2 separate regions of the Homo sapiens genome follow, and region 2 is linked to region 1. Evidence: chromatin contacts called from ENCODE Hi-C data. All regions are on one chromosome and are shown on one strand. The core of a region is the stretch at or near the end of the contact, and the rest is flanking DNA. Distances in the headings are between cores, read along the strand shown.

Evidence for each region. A loop is a pair of places that touch in the nucleus more often than their neighbours do. Pooled maps may share reads with other maps.
Region 2: a loop to region 1 is called in a pooled map, with 2.2 times the contacts of the local background. The contact joins the enhancer-like site here to the promoter of ACSM3 in region 1. A Hi-C loop is called at or near these places in 2 of 168 maps with a recorded cell type or tissue (DLD1 and endothelial cell of umbilical vein) and 7 of 50 pooled maps.

What each region holds. Positions count from the first base shown.
Region 1 is chr16:20,762,635-20,765,611 of GRCh38, forward strand. ACSM3 (acyl-CoA synthetase medium chain family member 3) reads left to right here and starts at 1,380. Exons shown (of 14, transcript NM_005622.4): 1 at 1,380-1,491. RefSeq lists an enhancer at 1,517-1,646.
Region 2 is chr16:20,850,503-20,853,451 of GRCh38, forward strand. No RefSeq gene overlaps it. Among named protein-coding and RNA genes, the nearest start is that of REXO5, 45 kb to the left of the region's middle. Within about 2 kb of position 1,314, at least 26 of the 41 ENCODE cell types and tissues checked have a DNase peak (open chromatin) inside an H3K27ac peak, as active enhancers do; they include endothelial cell of umbilical vein, where a contact is called at or near this core.

The DNA.
Region 1 (2,977 bases), core at 130-2,629:
CTATCTTATTAACAGGCTAAAGAAGAAAAACACCACATGCTTATAGTAACTGATGCAGAAAAAACACTTGCCAAAATTCAACACCTATTCATGATAAAAACACTCAGAAAAAAATAGAAATAGAGGAGAATTTCCTCAACTTGATAAAGGGCATCTACACAAAACCTACTACTAATATTGTACCTAACCATGAAAGACTGAATGTTTTCCCTCTAAGATCAAAAGCAAGGCAAGGATGTCTGCTCTCATCACTCTTATTCAACGTAGAGCTAGACACTCTAGCCTGCGCAATAAGGCAAGAAAAGGAAATAAAACGCATATAGATCTGAAAGAAAGAAGTAAGATCTGTTTACTTATTTACAGGTAATGTGATTACACAGAAAATCCCAAGGAATCAACAACAAAAGACTCCTAGAACTCAAAAGTGACCAACAAATTCCTCTTTAAGTAAAGTTGGGTCTCTCACATGTAATTGAAAGAGTCCTTTATTTATTCACATATCCATCAACTATTTATTGAATGCCTAAAATTTGCCAGTAGCTATTCCAGGCAATAGATACACCATCAAACAAAAAGAGTTCTTACCCTCAAGGGTGATAGTAAGAGATGTAAAAAGTTAAAAAATGGTAAAAGAGAAAAAATGAAGAGTGCTACTTTAGAAAATGAGGTAAGGGAAGAGTTATTTAATAAGACACCTCAGAAAATGAGGAATTTGGCCAGGGGGATATCTGAGGAAAGAGTTCCAGTCAGTGGAAACTGTGAATTCAGAAAGCCTGAGGCTGAAACAGGCAAGTGTGTTTGAGAAAAAGCAAGGAGGCCGGTGGCTGTGCAGAGTGAGGCAGAGGAAGGAGAATGGGCTGTGGATCAGAGGACCCTGTGCCAGATCATACAACTCCTTGCAGTTCATGTAAGGACTCGGATTTTACCTGGAGTGGAAAAAGAAGCACTGAAAGATTTGAGCAGGGGAGTAACCTGATAGCGTTTATGTTTAGTCCTGCCACTTCGACAGATAAACGCACCAATGGGCTTGATGAGATTTAGGCCAACCCATAACCGCCCCTCAACTTCTTTCCTTTCAATTTCAAAACTCCTCTATGGCTTCCTCCATCTGTTCTTCCTTCTGAGAAGTGCTCTCTCTGCCCCTTTACAGAACTAACCACTTCGGCAACTCCTTGGACACTTTCCTTCTTGTTAATAATTTGCTTTCTCCGCCCCTCAAAAGCTTGCTGTTTCTGTAAATCATTACCTGTAAGAGGAACCGCTGGGAGTCCTGTAAACTTTAGCCCAGAGCTTGGCTCCTCCTCCAGAATGTCTCCACCAATCAAGGAAAGTGTTTTGGGCCAGTCTTGCTCCTCCGGATTGTCAGACTGCTCCTCCCTCTTCTTTAGACTGCCACGAGGAAAAAGCAGATGTGAGAACTCAAGGTTCAGGGCTGCTCTTCTAAGAAACAAGTCTGCCATAATCTCCATCTGTGTTGGAATCTGTTAACTAGTGAGTACCTCATCTCCCCTCCTGTGTAAGATTTCCTGAACTGGCACATCTGTTTTTTGAGCAAAGATAACAAACAGATGAACAAAACCAACAATCAAAAATGCTGTCATTAAAGTCTTGGGCAGCCAAAGTTTCTCTCAGAATTTCTCAGTTGTGTGATACTATCTATTAAGTGATGAGGAGTATGCACACACAAAAGGCTATAAATGTAGCAGCTGAGTTTTCATGTTGAGCCTTTTGGTGCTATTTGATTTTTTGAAAAACTATGTACATGTATTAAGTTGATAAATTTTTTTTTTAATTTTAATTGAACCAGATGCGGTGGCTCAAGCCTGTAATCCCACCACTTTAGGAGGCTATGGTGGGCAGATGCAGATCACTTGAGGCCAGGAGTTCGAGACCAGCTTGGCCAACATGGTGAAACCCTATCTCTACTGAAAATAAAAAATTAGCCAGGTGTGGTGGCAGGTGCCTGTAACCCCAGCTACTTGGGAGCCTGAGGCAGTAGAGTCACTTGAACCTGGGAGGTGGAGTTTGCAGTAAGCTGAGATTGCATCACTGCACTCCAGCCTGGGTGACAGAACAAGACTCCATCTCAAAAAAAAGACCAGGTAGTGGCTGAGATTTTCATTGTACTGTCTGCTTAGCTCCCCACCTTGCTCAGTGACAGATGGGAATCCATCTTCTGCATCATCCAGAAAGTATGTAAATTACTTCCAGGAAACTTTGGGAAACACAGATGCAAACCTAAGAGCAGCCAGTTTTCTCCTTTAGGTGGTCAAGGGCAGCTGCAAAAGTTCTGTATAGGAGGGGCTTCAGGCAGGGTCTGGTTGGGTTTGGAGACAACAGCAGTGAATTTACCTTGCGTTGAGGCTGTATATGTTAAACTACTGTTATTACTTGGATACTTAGAGGGAGGGATGTTTAGGGAGCTGTGGGGAGGCTAAAGCCCCCTTGGCTGTAGGGACAAAGAGCTTGCATTTCAGATGAGACCTTAAATACTTTCAGAAGCCTATCTGACCAGGGGTGGTACTGTCTTTCTTAGAAGAGTTTTCCTTACCAATGTTTCTGTGGCTCAGTATAAAAATCTGGAGTCACCCTGGGAAAGTTATCTCAGCAATTTTACCTACAAATAATTTTATAAACCTGGGAAATAGAAGTTGTAAAATGCTAAGATCGATGAAAAGGGAGGAAAAGAACTTTGTTGAGGAGAAGGTAATCTTATGGTTTTGATGAAGAGGATGTCGATATTTGCTTTTTGGTAGAACAGAATGGTTAGGTTCATTTTAAGCTCCAAATGACTGATCAATTTTCTTTTCAACATACGTTTGAAGGATTCTGAATGTGGTGTAGAGTATTGTATGGGAGCTAGGGAACAAATCATACTAAACTCTGATTCTATTCAGAATCAGCAAGCTAAGTATGATATATTTATCTCCAATCATATTAATATTTACATAATTATTTAATGTCTTCCTTAATAGTC
Region 2 (2,949 bases), core at 64-2,563, 88 kb after region 1:
AAATTATTGTGTGAACTTGAATAAATTGCTTAACATTTCTGTGCTTGGGATAATAATGGTATGTATCCGAGAGGATTACAGATTAGTGAGATTATACATTCACAGTACTGTATATTATTTGTTGTATGAAGTCTGGAGGGATACAGAATAGCATGTAGTTTGAGTACACTTTTGTAGGAGAAAATATACAAAGCTATACATAGGCTTCTAACAAAACCTGCAAGGCTATATGCCAAAACGTTAATAGTATTTATCTATGGCTAGTGCCATTGACAAATCAGGTTTTAACAAATGCTTTTCTGTTGTAGACTCGATTTTTTTTAACATTCAACATATATTGCTTTTATAATTGGAAAATAATTCTTACCACCTGCTGTCAGGAGAAGAAAAGAAGAGAAAGATAATTCTACTTAAAATTAACTCTTAGGGTTGGGCAGTTGGAGCAGTGTTTAATCTTATAAATGTAGCTTCATAAGATCTGGTCCTATATGAAAGTTTAAATGTAGCTTCTGTAAGATCTGGCCCTATGTGGAACCAGAACTGAAGAGCTTGACTTGGGATCAGACACCGCAACTTGATTCAAGTCCCTTCATCAGGAGGAAAGTTCCCTAGGTGAATTGCCAACTTCCGCTGCAAGGCCCTGAGAACAACTTGAAACTGACAGTGTTGTTGGGTTCCTTCCTGCCCAGCTGAGCTCCAAAGCTGTGAGAGCTTAGCTGCTGTTTACCTCTTGAGGCTCAAGTCCTGAGAGATAAATTAAGTGTCTGCCTCGGATATGAAGAGGCCTGGGTTGGAGCTTCACCTCCCACACACACCTGAGTATTTTGGGGCAAGTCACTTAACCTCATTTGAGGCTATTTCCACAGCTGTATAAAATAAGGAAATAACTATTTTGATTATTGAGACATTTGTGGAAAATAACACAGTAATGCACTATGTGTGAATTAATTTCCCTCTCTGGGCCTGTTTCCTCACCTTTAAAATAGGGGAAATTAGTACTTCATAAGGTTATGAGGATTAAACTAGGAAAAGTCAAGATTGAGTGCTGAATAAATGACATACTATTTTACTAGGGATCATCTCCCTGTACCAAGAGCACTCCACTTGCTCTCAAGAATAGCCAAGGCCATCTTTTTCTTAGGAAAAAGGGTAGGGGTGGAGGTTTCCCCAGGGATCCAACTCCAGAACTCTGCAGAGATGGGCCTGCACTACAAGGCCTCTGAGACTTCAGTCTGCACACTCTGTTCTTTAGCCTGATGCTCCACCTTTTGGAAGCCAAAGCTGCCAACTTGGCCTCTTGCAAAACACACATTCCATTCATAAGTGCGTTTGTGCATTTTTCCTCCCACACCCTTCTAGGCAGCCAGCGCAGAGCTGCCAAGGCAGCTGCTGGAGAAGCAGCTTCTTATGGGGGAAAAGCAACTCCAAGGGCTTTTACAGAACTCATGGTTTAGGCTTTGAACACATTACTCCCATTTTCTGGTCTCCTTGACCATAGGGGGGGTTGTTCATTTCTTTTTGCCCCCCTTTTTGTAAATAACCTCTTCCCTATTAAAAGGAAACCTATTAATGAAAATTTGAAAAATACAGAAAAATTTAAATCACAACTGATCCCACCATCAACAGTCAATGACTGCCAATATTTTATAATCGATCAACTTTTTCCATGATGATAGAAATTCTATTATTCAAAAGCAGAGTTTTAATAGCTGTGTAATATTCTAGCATTGATGTATGCCATAATTTCTAAAACAGTCCCTTTTGTTGACCTTGGAAGTTGTTCCCAAATGATGCTGCCAGTGATATCCTTGCACATACATCCTTGGGAGATATTTCTTTTAGGAAAAGTGCCTAAGTGAAATTATTGGGTTAAAGAGTACGAACACATGCTTTTAACTCCAGAAAGGATTTTACTGTTTACTAGCATAGATTTCTTTCAAATTTTTGCCATTTAAAATTTTTCATTGTATATTTAATGTCTGCTTATTTGAATACCCTTTAGATTGGCATCCTGCTTTTTTTCCCAGAAGCTTTTTGGTAAATTATTTTTCCTAAGTGAGTTGTTCATATCCTTTGCCATTTTTCTATTGGGAAGCCAGATCCTTTTCCATACTGAATTTTTAAGAGCGCCTTATGGATTCACTATATATAGTGTCCATTTACAAACTATTACAAAATTTTAGTTTGCTTTTTAAGGTATATCATTTTATGTTTAGTCTTTTGTGATTTCCTCTATTTGCTTTTATGCTTAGAAAGCCCTGACTGATCTCTGGATCCAATGACAAGTTTATATATTTCTAATGATTTAATGTCTATACTTCATAGCCTTATTTTTCTTGGAATTTATCTTGGCATGTAATAACTTTCTCCCAAATATTTAGATAATTTTACCCAATTATCTAGCTTTACTTACCCAATAAAGGAGGATGCTCCTTTATCATTTAAGTCCATGTGTATACTAGGGCCAGTATTCATGTTTTCTTCTGTCTTGTCATGTAGTAGTACCACACTATTGTGTAGCTCTATGATGTACTAGCAGTTTTAGCAGCATCACCCCAGATAAACACAGGGCCCATGGAGAGTCTCCATCAGCATGGATTACAGAACACTGTAGAGTTAAGATGCTTCGCTGCTGACTGCACTGGTGCTGCTACATTCCACCAGGACTTTTTCAGCACCCCTGAGTCAAGAGACGGGACAAGGGTCAGAACACTGAACAGAAGAATGTTAAACTCAGGTAGGAGCCTTATGTTTTTAAGACAGGGCATCCTCACAAGTCAACGTAAAGGAAAGGAAATGGAGAGGTTAGGCAAGCTCCCTAATCTTATCAGGCAGACTAACCCTTTTTGACCTACGTCAAAACTCAGAGCTAGAAGGATGACTTCCAGAGCCAATCCAGCCATGTGCTTCAGCAACTGATTTGAAAGGAGGGAAGAAGCCAGTGTTGCA